3 separate regions of the Homo sapiens genome follow, and regions 1 and 3 are each linked to region 2. The links are chromatin contacts, found by Hi-C or POLR2A ChIA-PET in ENCODE. All regions are on one chromosome and are shown on one strand. Each heading gives the region's core, a stretch centred on a gene start or an enhancer-like site at or near the end of the contact. The rest is flanking DNA. Distances are from core to core; before and after follow the strand shown. Region 1 overlaps MLLT10 (MLLT10 histone lysine methyltransferase DOT1L cofactor). Region 2 overlaps PIP4K2A (phosphatidylinositol-5-phosphate 4-kinase type 2 alpha). Region 3 has its middle 18 kb from the start of C10orf67.

What was found. Hi-C counts contacts between places; a loop is a spot of excess contacts on that map. ChIA-PET counts read pairs that join two places held with the same protein, here RNA polymerase II (POLR2A). Pooled maps may share reads with other maps.
Region 1: a pooled map shows a loop between it and region 2 (5-fold over the local background). The contact joins two enhancer-like sites. A Hi-C loop is called at or near these places in 1 of 168 maps with a recorded cell type or tissue (endothelial cell of umbilical vein) and 2 of 50 pooled maps. POLR2A ChIA-PET finds 5 or more read pairs at or near these places in 1 of 52 experiments (BJ).
Region 3: a pooled map shows a loop between it and region 2 (5-fold over the local background). The contact joins two enhancer-like sites. A Hi-C loop is called at or near these places in 4 of 37 single-sample maps with no recorded cell type and 12 of 50 pooled maps. POLR2A ChIA-PET finds 5 or more read pairs at or near these places in 2 of 52 experiments (GM12878 and WTC11).

The regions. Positions count from the first base shown.
Region 1 is chr10:21,709,016-21,712,961 of GRCh38, reverse strand. All of the region lies in intron 13 of MLLT10 (MLLT10 histone lysine methyltransferase DOT1L cofactor), which reads right to left. Among named protein-coding and RNA genes, the nearest start is that of MLLT10, 180 kb to the right of the region's middle. RefSeq lists enhancers at 1,417-1,917, 1,887-1,986. Within about 2 kb of position 2,066, at least 2 of the 41 ENCODE cell types and tissues checked have a DNase peak (open chromatin) inside an H3K27ac peak, as active enhancers do.
Region 2 is chr10:22,629,285-22,633,244 of GRCh38, reverse strand. All of the region lies in intron 1 of PIP4K2A (phosphatidylinositol-5-phosphate 4-kinase type 2 alpha), which reads left to right. Among named protein-coding and RNA genes, the nearest start is that of PIP4K2A, 83 kb to the left of the region's middle. Within about 2 kb of position 1,329, at least 6 of the 41 ENCODE cell types and tissues checked have a DNase peak (open chromatin) inside an H3K27ac peak, as active enhancers do.
Region 3 is chr10:23,360,609-23,364,319 of GRCh38, reverse strand. No RefSeq gene overlaps it. Among named protein-coding and RNA genes, the nearest start is that of C10orf67, 18 kb to the right of the region's middle. Within about 2 kb of position 1,284, at least 3 of the 41 ENCODE cell types and tissues checked have a DNase peak (open chromatin) inside an H3K27ac peak, as active enhancers do.

The DNA of each region.
Region 1 (3,946 bases), core at 817-3,316, 920 kb after region 2:
ATGAGCATAAGTTAACAGGAAACAAGTTAATTTTTTAAAAGTGCTTATTTTTTAAAAAAAGAAAATCATGCTCAGCATAGAGAAGGAGAGGCTTTCAGGATAAAGAAATGGGAATATCTATAAACCAGCCGTTCTCAACCAGGGGTGATTTTGCCCCACAAGGGACATTTCACAATACCTGGAGACATTTTTAGTTATCAAGCCTGGAGGGTGCTACTGGCATCCAATGGGTATAGGCCAGGGATGCTACTAGACATCTTACAATGCACAGGACAGCCTCCAGAAGAAATAACTGGCCCATAGTGTTAATAGTGTGGAGGCCGAGAAAACTTGCTATAAACCAGAGCTCTTGGGAGGGCAAGAGGGGAAAAAGAGCCTGAAACCAAGGTACAGAAACAGGAGGAAAGAATGAACCTAAGTGGGCTGCAGAAAAAAGAAATAAATAAATAAATTAGCAACTGTAGCCCTAGAGGACAACAATAATCAGTAATTTGTATCAACATACAATTTACTTTGTTCCAAAAAAACATCAACATAGCCTGGACAACAAAGGGAGATATTGTCTCTACAAAAAATAAAAATTAGCCAGGCATGGTGGCACATGCCTGTAGTCCCAGCTACCTTGGGGACTGAGGTGTGAGGATCACTTGAGCCTGGAAGTTCAAGGTTGTAGTGAACCATGCCGTGATTGTATCACTGCACTCCAGCCTTGGCAATAAAGCAAGACTCTGTCTTTAAAAATAAATAAATAAATAAATGAAGTTATTGACTTATATAATAAATTAAAGCACCTAGAATCTTATTCAAACAGGGAAAACAAAACAACTGGGACATTTTAAAAAGCCTTACAGCTATAATTAAGGCGTCGGGATCTTTTTTATATCTACAATTTCTCCAGAAAAATGATATATTTAGCCAATGCATTCATTCTGCAAACATCACTGAACTCATTATTTGCCAGGCATTATTCTAAGCCCTGGAGATAAAAAGCCATTCAAGATAGGTAGTCTTTGCCTTCAAGAAGTTGCGTAGAAAAAAGGCATTACAAACAGTTGTGGAGAGCACTATGACAGAGACATCCTCAGGAGGCTAGGAGCACAGAAAAAGAGGTATCTAATTCAGACCTGGAGTGAGAAAAGTGGTGAGCCAAAAAACTTACTGGAAGAGATGTTGTTGCTTTTCAAGCTAATTTCTTTTCTATCTTTTGTTTGTTTGTTTTCTGAGACAGAGTCTCTCTCACCTATGCTGGAGTGCCGTGGTGCAATCATAGCTCACTGCAGCCTTGACCTCCTGGGCCAAGCGACCCTCCTGCCTCAGCCTCCCAAGTAGCTGGGACCACAGGCGAATGCCACCACACCTGGCTTTTTTTTTTTTTTTTTGCGTTGGTTGTGGGGTCGGTGGGTTAAGAGATGGGGTCTCACTATGCTGACAGGCTGATTTCAAACTCCTGAGCTCAAGTGGTCCTCCCACCTCAACCTCCCAAAGTGCTGGCATCACACGCATGAGCCACCATGCCCAGCCTCAAGCTAGTTTCTTTTTTGAGGTGAAGTCTTGCTCTGTTGCCCAGGCTGGAGTGCAGTGGTGCAATCTCGGCTCGCTGTAACCTCTACCCGCGGGTTCAAGTGATTCTCCTGCCTCAGCCTCCCTAGTAGCTGGGATTACAGGCACGTGCCATCACACTCAGCTAATTTTTGTATTTTTACTAGAGATGGGGTTTCACCATGTCGGCCAGGCTGGTCTCAAACTCCTGACCTCAGGTGATCTGCCCGTCTCGGCCTCCCAAAGTGCTGGGATTACAGGTTTGAGCCACCACATCTGGCCTCTCAAGCTAATTTCTAAAGGGGCTGCAGTACAGAGGTGAAGGACGGTTTGAGGAAGAAACATGCAGTAGAGCAGGATAAATTCTAAGGACTTGGTGACTAATTAGACCTGAAAATTCTATTAGACCAATAGAACCTGGTGACTAATTAGACCTGAAAAATAAAAACAAGGGTAGAGTCACCAATGACTCTTAAGCATAAGTAAGTACATGTAGTGATACCATTCACTGAAACAGGAACAGCAACTGAAAGCAGTGTTTGGTTACTGTACGGAAGTAACTGTGCTAGTATAAGAACTCAATGAGGTAAATATTACTCCCATTTCACATATGAGCAAACAGAACTTTAAAGAAATAAAGTAACTTTTTTGGTGAGCTAGTAGGTGGTGAAATAATGATTCAAACTCACAGGTATCCTATAAATGAAATCACTTCCTAATACAAATTAAGAGGTTCAGGGTCATGGTCTTTGAGATGCCTGTGGGACACAGAACTCCTACATATAGAACACAATGGGATAAGCCTAAAACCCAGCAGGAAATTCAGATCTGAAGACATAAATCTAGGAGTGAGAAGCATGGTAAGTTACAGTAAGTAAACCTGCAAACTAAAAATACTTACTATTGGTCTGCACTATGGTTGAAATTTTAACCAGTTGCTCATAATTATTATAGAAATAAGAAATTTCCCATTAAGAACTCTAGATGCCTAATATCTCTTGAAAAACTGAAGATTTGCCAACACTGGATACTATATTATAAAAGAGCAACAATCTGACCAGAGCTCTGAACAGGGCATAGAGACTTTAATCCATCAGCATCTCCATCATCCCTTACCATGTCACTCATTTATGTTACCTATGTGGCCCCATAAGTATTTTACTTACAACTCTTGATATGAACACAATGGTCAAGGCCAAGGAACAAAAATGGAATCACCCAGGGAAAGTTCTCAGCATGATCAAGAGAAGAGAACCAAAGACAGAACCCTAAATAACATTACCATTTAAAGGGTAAACAAACAAAAATAGATCACAAAGGGCAAACTTAGAAAACTAAGATAGAGAATCTTATAAACTGCTCTAAGAATTTCAAAGGAATGGCCTGGTGCAAGTGGCTCATGCTTGTAATCCCAGCACTTTGGGAGGCCAAGGTGGGCAGATCTCTTTGAGCCCAGGACCAGCCTGGGCAACATGGTGAAATCCTATCTCTACCAAAAATGCAAAATTAGCTGGGTGTGGTGTCAAGCATGGTGGTGTGTGCCTGTAGTCCCAGCTACTTGGGAGGCTGAGGTGGGAGAACTGCTTGAGCCTGGGAGGTTGAGATTGAGCCGAGATTGTGCCACTGCACTCCAGCCTCAGTGACAGAACAAGACCGTCTCCAAAAAAGAAAAAGAAAGGAAAGGAAGAAAAAGAAACAAGTTTGGCTAAGAGGGCCAGAAAAGAGACAGCATGTTAATGCAGTGATTATTTATAAACTTTATATTCCAAATAATACATAGCAGAGAAAAAGATATGCATTTTTAAAGGTTGCTACTCCATAGATAATTCAACAAATATTGAGTTTCTACTGAATTCAGTGTTTTCAGAGTATCTTAGAAAATAAAATACTGCAGCCAGATGCGGTGGCTCACATCTGTAATCCCAGCACTTCGGAAGGCCGAGGCAGGTGGATCACCTGAGGTCAGGAGTTTGAGACCAGCCTGGCCAACATGGCGAAACCCATCTCTACTAAAAATACAAAACTTAGCCAGGCATGGCGGCGCATGCCTGTAGTCCCAGTTACTCGAGAGGCTGAGGCAGGAGAATCACTTGAGAGGCGGAGGTTGCAATAAGCCAAGATCACACCACTGCACTCCAGCCTGGGCGACAGAGCAAGACTCCATCTCAAAAAAAGGAAAAAAAAAAAAAAAAGCAGATAAAATGCTGATTAGTTATTTTGGGGGTGAAAAGTGTACTACACAGGGAGTCTCCAATTTCTAAAATTAGAAAACAAAAGTTAGCTGGAGGCAGCATGCTGAAATTGAAACAGCAGAGGCTTTTGACTTAGACAAAACTGGGTTCAAATGCTGGATCTGTCACCTACATGACCCTTAATCAAACTACTTAACCCTTCTGAACCTCCATAT
Region 2 (3,960 bases), core at 80-2,579:
TTTATAAAACAAGAGGCAGTTGAGAGCCATGGCCAAGAGCCCAGGTTCTGGAGCTGTGTTGCCCAGATCTGAATCCCCTGCGCCATGCAAAGGTCTCTGTGACCTTGAGCCATCACTTAACTCAGCCTCTGCTTTCCTACTGTAAAGAGGGGGGCTGTGTAATAGTTGTGCCCATTTCACAGGGTTAAGGTGGTTACATGGGAGGCTATTGGGGTGGTTAGCAGATACCCGATGTATACTAAGCCTTAAATAAAAGTTAGCCTTAGTGATGTATTGTTATGGGCCATTTTTTGAAATGATGAATGTTGAGGATGAAAAGGGGCCATACAAATAGAAAACCAAAGAATATAAAACAAAATATGAAACTCAACCGCTTCCTACAAGTAAGATATTTTTTTCTTTTGATTGGAAATTATCCATCAAATTTGATAATGTAAGAGAGTCAAGAATATATTATGTCCTATTTCCCCCTACCTTTTTTCCCCATAATTTTTATTTCAAAATAAGCTCTAGAGATTCTTAGCTGGTTCAGCAGGTCATGGAGTAAAATTAAAAAATAACAATGAAGGGGCACTGAGCTAGGTGCCAGGGATATGAGTGTGCCTGGTGGCCTACACCGGAGGTCATGCTTCTTGCACATGGAATAGAGCAGATGACATTGCTTATCCCAGTGGGGTGTGAGAGAAATACTCCAATTAATTGTATGTAAGGTGCATTTTGTGGCATAAAAATGACAAATCCAGCTAACACCAACTTGTCAACTTTAGTAAGGATGGTGCAGATTATTAGGGAGAAAAACAATGTTGTACATACTATACTAAAAATACCATTTTAATGTTTGTTTTTATTTTCATTTTGAAACAATTTCAGACATAAAAATGTAGCAAAAATAATACAAAGAACTCCCATATGGCCTTCACCCAGATGCTAACATCTTATATAACAAATAGTACAGTTATGAATATGAGGAAACTAACACTGATACAAGATGACTGCGTAATAATAGAAAGCTCTTATTTACATTTCCGCACTCATTCCACTTTTGTTTTCTTTCTTGTCCAGGATCACCTGATGCATTTGGTTGTCATGTCTCTTAGTCTCCTTTAATCTGGACTATTTCCTGTCTTTGTCTATCATGACCTTTACACTTTTCATGAAGACTGGTTATTTTGTAGAATGGCTCTCACCGAGAGCTTGCTTCCTAATGATTACATTCATTATGCAGTTTTCACGAGAATACCAGAGCGTTAGTGTTGTGTCCATCTCAGCGCACGTATCAGAAGGCGCGTGATGTCCACTGATCTCATCACTGAAGCTGTTGACTCTGGTCAGTTGGTTACGGTGATGTCAGTGTCAGCTCTCTCCACTGTTAAGTCACTGTTGTTTCCCTTTGTTCTTAAGTATGTTGTGGGAGATACTTAGAGATTGTGTAAATATCCTGTTTCTCAGCATACTTTTGCTCAAAAAAATTGAACATTTATTGCTGATTCTTAATGTGTAACAGTTATTACTGTGGTATTTGCAAATTGCTGATTTTTTAATTTTCATTATTCCTTCTACATAGTTGAAATTGTACTGTAAGGAAGAGTTTCCTCTTCTTCCATAGAACGTGAAATCATAGATTCTTATTCTATGGCTACTGTATTAGTCTGCTTAGACCCACCACCAAAATGCCATCAGTTGGACGGCTTAAATAACAGATACTTATTATCTCCCAGTTCTGGAAGCTGGAAAGTTCAAGATCAGGGTTCTGACAGGGTTCGGTTTCTGGTGAGGGGTCTCTTTCTGGCCTGCAGATGACCACCTTCTGCCCCTGTCCTCACATGGTGGGCCTGGGCTGGGGATGGGGGCATTGAGCTCTTTGGTGTCTGTACTTAAAAGGACATTAATTCCATCAGATCAGGGCCCACCCTGATGAACTCATTTAGCCTTAAATACCTCCTAAGGGCCCCATCTCCAAACAAAGTCACACTCGAGGTTAGGGTTGCATTGTAGGAATTTGGGGGAGACAAAAACATTGAGCCCATGACAGTTACAGTCTGTTATTATCACTATTTACAAAAAGGTTATTAAAAAATATTTGGAAGAGGGATTATTGCTAAAGCAAAGAAACTCTGTATTGACCATCAATACAAAGTAAAACTGAACGTCGTATCCTGTGGTGTGTTAGTATACCGTGTGTGGCCTGTTGTGCTGCTTTCTGGGCAGGGTGCATGACTTGGCTCCTGATCGCGAGAAGCTGTCATTTTAGTTCCTACCTACTCTCTTGTCCCTGTTGCCATGTTCCTGTCCATTAGTATTTAGTCTTGTAAGAAGAATAAGAGAATTGATGTGTCAAACCTTGCCTGAGTCTGCTGGCTTAATTGGGTGGATGATGATGGAAGGTGAGAGGACCCAGAACCCAAGTATGTTGTAGTAATTGATAGATGGTGAGTCATCCCTGCAATTTGCATATCCTGTCCCAGCTTTAGAGGACTGTTGGGGATTTTGAAACCAAAACTTAACAGAATATGAATTCTGCTGTTGCTCAAGTTTTTGAGTTTGTTACCCTTTGTGGCTCATTCTGAAGTTTTGCTGATAATCATATATTTGCTAATGTCTAAAAACAGAACGGTTGGGTCACTGCTGTAAGGCAGATAAATACAGCAGTTCTAGAACCTGCTGACTTGGTGGATTCACATCTACAAGGGAAAGCAGTTTTCGTTGTAAAAATCCCCATTTCATGTATAAGAAAGATGATTCCTATCTAGTCATGTTTTTAACAGTCATCTAGTAATTCTGTATTTTAACATCTAAGTAGCTACTTATATTCTGAATAGCTACAAAGCAGAGCACTTGAAACAATCTTTAAAACATAGGGCTAGAGGAAAAAATATAAACCACATGATTAAACTGTTATGGTGATCATCAGGGACAGTGTAAATCATTATGGAAATTAGGTGGAGGAAATGGCATTGTATCATTACCAGCTTCATATCAAACAAAAAGGCTGTTTGATATGAAACCCCAGCCCTCCAAATAACTGGGACCACAAGTGCATGCCACCATACCTGGCTTTTTTTTTTTTTTTGTAGTCATGAAGTCGCCCTGTGTTTCACAGGCTGGTGTTAAAACTCCTGACCTTAAGCGTCTTCCCTCCTTGGCCTTCCCAACATGCTGGGATTACAAGCATGAGCTACTGCGCCTGGCCTTGGGTGTGCTTTTGGAGTCAGATGGAAACTTCTTGAGAAATACAGAGAGCATCTTGTAGCTAGTCCAGTCAACCAAAGACATTTTTGGAGAACATCTAATACCGCTTCCTTTTGTCATCTAGTGAAAGTAAAATATCTTTTTTTCTTAATCCTGTTTTGAAGACATCTTATAGAAAGGAGGGCTCCCCTGCTCACTCCTTCTTTAGAATTGAACACTTTTATTATCACATGTATCATGTATCTACATGTGCTAATAAAAACAAAAACTACAGCAAAGACTGGGTTGTCTTTGGTTGGAATAGGAAATATATTTCCTCTAGAGTGTTAAAAAGGGTAAGAGAAAACTAGTGAAACTGATTTAGCTAATTTAGTCAACAAGTTAGGAAAATGACATTTCCTAAAGTTCTGATGGGGTTAGCTCTACCTCCTCAGTGGAAATAGTAAACCACCTGGAATTTTACTTTTAGTATATGTCATTATTTGTATTTTAAATTTATCTTCAGTGTTGTTTATATATTACTTTAAAGTCACTCTTGATTTTTTTAATTATAATACAGAACTTTGTTTTCTTTTAAAAGGACAACTTATTTTATAGTTAGCATAGATTGCTTTCCTCGAAATAAAAATTGTCATTCCATTCTAGCATCCTCTGCCAATTGCAGTATGACTCGAGGTATGACTGCAGTTGTCTTAGAATCATAGGTCTAGTGAGTGCTTTAGGCTTCCACATTTTTGAAAAGAATGCAAGTATGGTGGACCTTTAACCACA
Region 3 (3,711 bases), core at 35-2,534, 730 kb before region 2:
GAAAGAGGATCTTGCTCTGTTGTCCAGGCTGGAGTGCAGTGGTGCACAGCTCAGTGCAGCCTCAAACTCCTGGGCTCAAGCAATCCCCCCGCCTCAGGCTCCCGAGTAGCTAGGACCACCATGGGCTAGGATCTTGATTTTTAACTTATCACATGGCCAACCAGAATAAACAACGACATTTACCCCCTTGCAGGTAGGGGTAGCCAGGAGACTAAGTTCTACAAATGAAGTAGAAGTGGTTTGTAGCTACTTCTGGGAGCCCCCTGAAAGACGGCTGTTCTCTTGGCTACTTTTCATCTCTTCCGCCCTCCCTTTGGCTGTAACACAGACATGATGGCTGGAACTGGAGCAATCATTTAGGCAATGAGGTGACCACAAAACACAGAGGACTGGCAAGACGCAAGGAACCTGGGTCTTGAGGTCTTGGTAGAGCACAGCCACCTCACCAGCCTTGGATTGCCAATTGCTGCCTAAAAAAGAAATGAACTTCCATCCTGTTTAGACCGTGATTATTTGAGCGTCTATTATTCACAGCCAAACTTAATTCTAACTCTTACAGTGAATGAGTGGTTTTATGGATATGAAGTTGAAGGGGTTTTTCTCTAATGGTTTCATTTTCTTTGTGAGGTAGGATGTGAGATCATAGGACGACAGCGAAAGGTTGCAGAGTGAGATCAAAGAGGCAAGTATAAGAGAGTCTGAAATTGCTGTGGCTGGGCGTGGTGGCTCACACCTATAATCCTAGCACTTTGGGAGGTCAAGACAGGAGGATTGCTTAAGCCCAGGAGTTTGAGACAAGCCTGGGTAACATAGTGAGATCCCATCTGTACTACCAAAAAAAAAAAATTAACCAGGTGTGATAGTGGGCTATAGTCCTAGCTACTCAGGAAGCTGAGGCAGGAGGATCGATTGTTTGAGCCCAGGATGTCAAGGCTACAGTAAGCCGAGATCACGACATTGTACTCTAGCCTAAGCGACAGAGCAAGAGCCTGTCTAAAAATAAAAAAAATATTAAAAAAGTAGAATTCTAAGAGTGAGCTAGGGAATAAATCAGGCTAGTCTTGAGTGCCTGTGCTGGATATTCTCTGGTCTCCAACCCAAGTTTTCATTCTTCTCCATCCTGCTGTGGTTCAAGAGCTGATTTTTTTATGCACTTCTTCATTCAAGCTCCCTCCCAGCTCTGTTGGGTTCTTGAGTTTGGTCATCCGGAGGTGCCTGCAGAATAGTTGGGCTGAGCAGAGAGACAGGTTGGGGTAATAGTTTCCTGTTTGTCAGTTGCTGCATTCCTTTACTGAACTGAAGACCGTAGCCCCAGCTACCTGCTAGGCTGCTAAGTTCTGGTAATGTCCCCCCTTCCCCCTGCAGGATGAAAGGTGGAAGCTTGCTGGGTCTCCTTATCCCCACCCACACCTTTGTAAATCTTCCTTTTCTTCTTTCTTTTTTCTTTTTTTTTTTTAATAGAGACTGGGTCTCACTATGTTGCCCAGGCTGTTCTCAAACTCCTGGCCTCAAATGATCCTTCCCACTTCAGCCTCTCAAAGTCCTGGGATTACAGGCATGAGTCACAATGCCCAGCCTTCCCTTTCTTAAGCCTTCCTCAGTTACCCTTTCTAAGTGTGTCATCTGTTTCCTGATGGGACCTTGCCTGGTACTAGGGCCATCTGAGGTTGGAGATCACAATTTATGGTAAAATCAATAGGTCTTGTGGTTTGACTTCCCTTGCTGTACCAAGATGCCCAGGTGTAAACAGAGAAAGCAAGTTATAGTTTAGCCAGCTGCATACACCATGAGGAGAGTCAAGTGAGCTACCAAATTGGCAGCTAATATTGAAATGATGTAAGCTGATGATGGAGGAAGTGAAGAAAGGATATGGTAGAGGGCCTGGGAGGGAGCAGAGGAGTTATCCTGCTCCTTACTGGAGGATCTGGCGGATCAAAAGGCAGGGACCCTGGAGTGGGCAGGAGAAGATGAACCACAAACTAGAGGTTGAGAAAGCATGGTCAGAGAGTGAGATACTTGAATTAGTGAAAACAGAACTGGTCAGACAGAGCTGAAACCCATTTAGGGCCTTTATATGTCCCCAGGGCAATTACTATGAACAGGGGACACTACACAGGGAAATTAAAGAAGAAAAATATTGTTCTCCTCTCTGGAGGACTTAACAGTTGAACTAGGAAGGCAGATGAACAGTGCACATAAAATGCCAACTGAATGGAACAGAGTATAAAAAGATGTTCAGAGGAGGAAGCCTCCCCCAAGGCTGGCCCATTCTGAAAGATGTGGATGTCTTAGTCCCTTGTCTGTTGCTTATAACGGAATACTTGAAACTGGGTAATTTATAAAGAAAAGGAATTTATTAATTTATTTCTTACAGTTGTGAAGACTGGGAAGTTCAAGGTTGAGGGACTGCATCTGGTGAGGACCTTCATGCTTGTGGCAGGGGGACTTCCTGCAGAGCCCCAGGGAGATGCAGGACATCAAATGATGAGGAGGCTGAGCGTGCTTGCTCAATTCCCCCTTCTTCTTCTTATAAAGCCACTAGTGCCTCTCCTCTGATAACCTATTAATTCATGAACCCTCTAATCTATTAATCCATTTTTATGACCAGAGCCTTTATGACCCAATCATCTCTAAAAGGCCCCACCTCTCAATAATGGGATTTACGTTTTAACATGACTTTTGGAGGGGACAAACTTTCAAACCATAGCAGTGGAGGAGGTAGGACTCGATAAAAGCTTTGAAAGAAGGGAGCCTTTGGGTCTGAGAGAGCTGGGTCACTTTAGGCAGGGAGGTTGTGTGAGCTACAGGGCCAGGCATGCGCAAGGAGTTTTGGAATGAACCAGATTAGTAGGAGGGCAGAGTCTGTGGAGAGGAACACAAAAAGAAAAAACCAAGAGATGTGTCAGGGGCCCCCAAGACCATCTCTAGAATTGATGACTTTCTAGAAGGATTCACAAGACTCAGAAAACAGTCATACTCACAGCTGTGATCCATTCCAGCAAAAGCATGCAAAACAAAATCAGCAAAATGCATGGGGCAAAGTCAGGAGGAAACCAGACACAAGCTTCCAAGAGTCCTCTTGGAAGTTACCAGGATGTAGTTAATTCCTACAGCAGCAAATTATGACAACACCTATGAAGTGTTGTCTACCAGTACCAGTCTCATTAGTGACTCAATGTTCAAGATTTTTATTGAGAGCTTGTCACCTAGGGACCCACTTTCTAGCAGTACAGAAATTCCAGACTCCAGGAGGGAAAGCAGGTGTTCAGCAGGAACCACACTGATTGCACAGTTTAAGCATATTGAGCACCACTTCTCAGATAGGGAACGGCAGGAGCCCTTCCCAAATCCAGGTTTCCTGGTGCCAGCCAAGGGCCAACCTTGCAAGCAAGCCTTTCTAAGGGTAGCAGTCTCAGAACTGGTGCATTAAACTCTTCTCCACAAGGAGTTAGTAAGGGATTGTCCTAGGAGGACTTTAGACACTAGCTCAAGGGGATTGGGCTTCATCCTGTGTACCGGATGAAAGGCTATACATTAGAAAGACTCATGGGAAAAAGGGTGGGCCAGTCTGGAAGTGATGTGTAGCATGTTGAAGTAAGAATCACTGGAAGAGGCCAGGTGTGGTGGATCCGCGACCGTAATTCCAGCACCTTGGGAGGCTGAGGCAGGAGGATCACTTGAACCCAGGAGTTCAACAGTGGGGCAACAAAG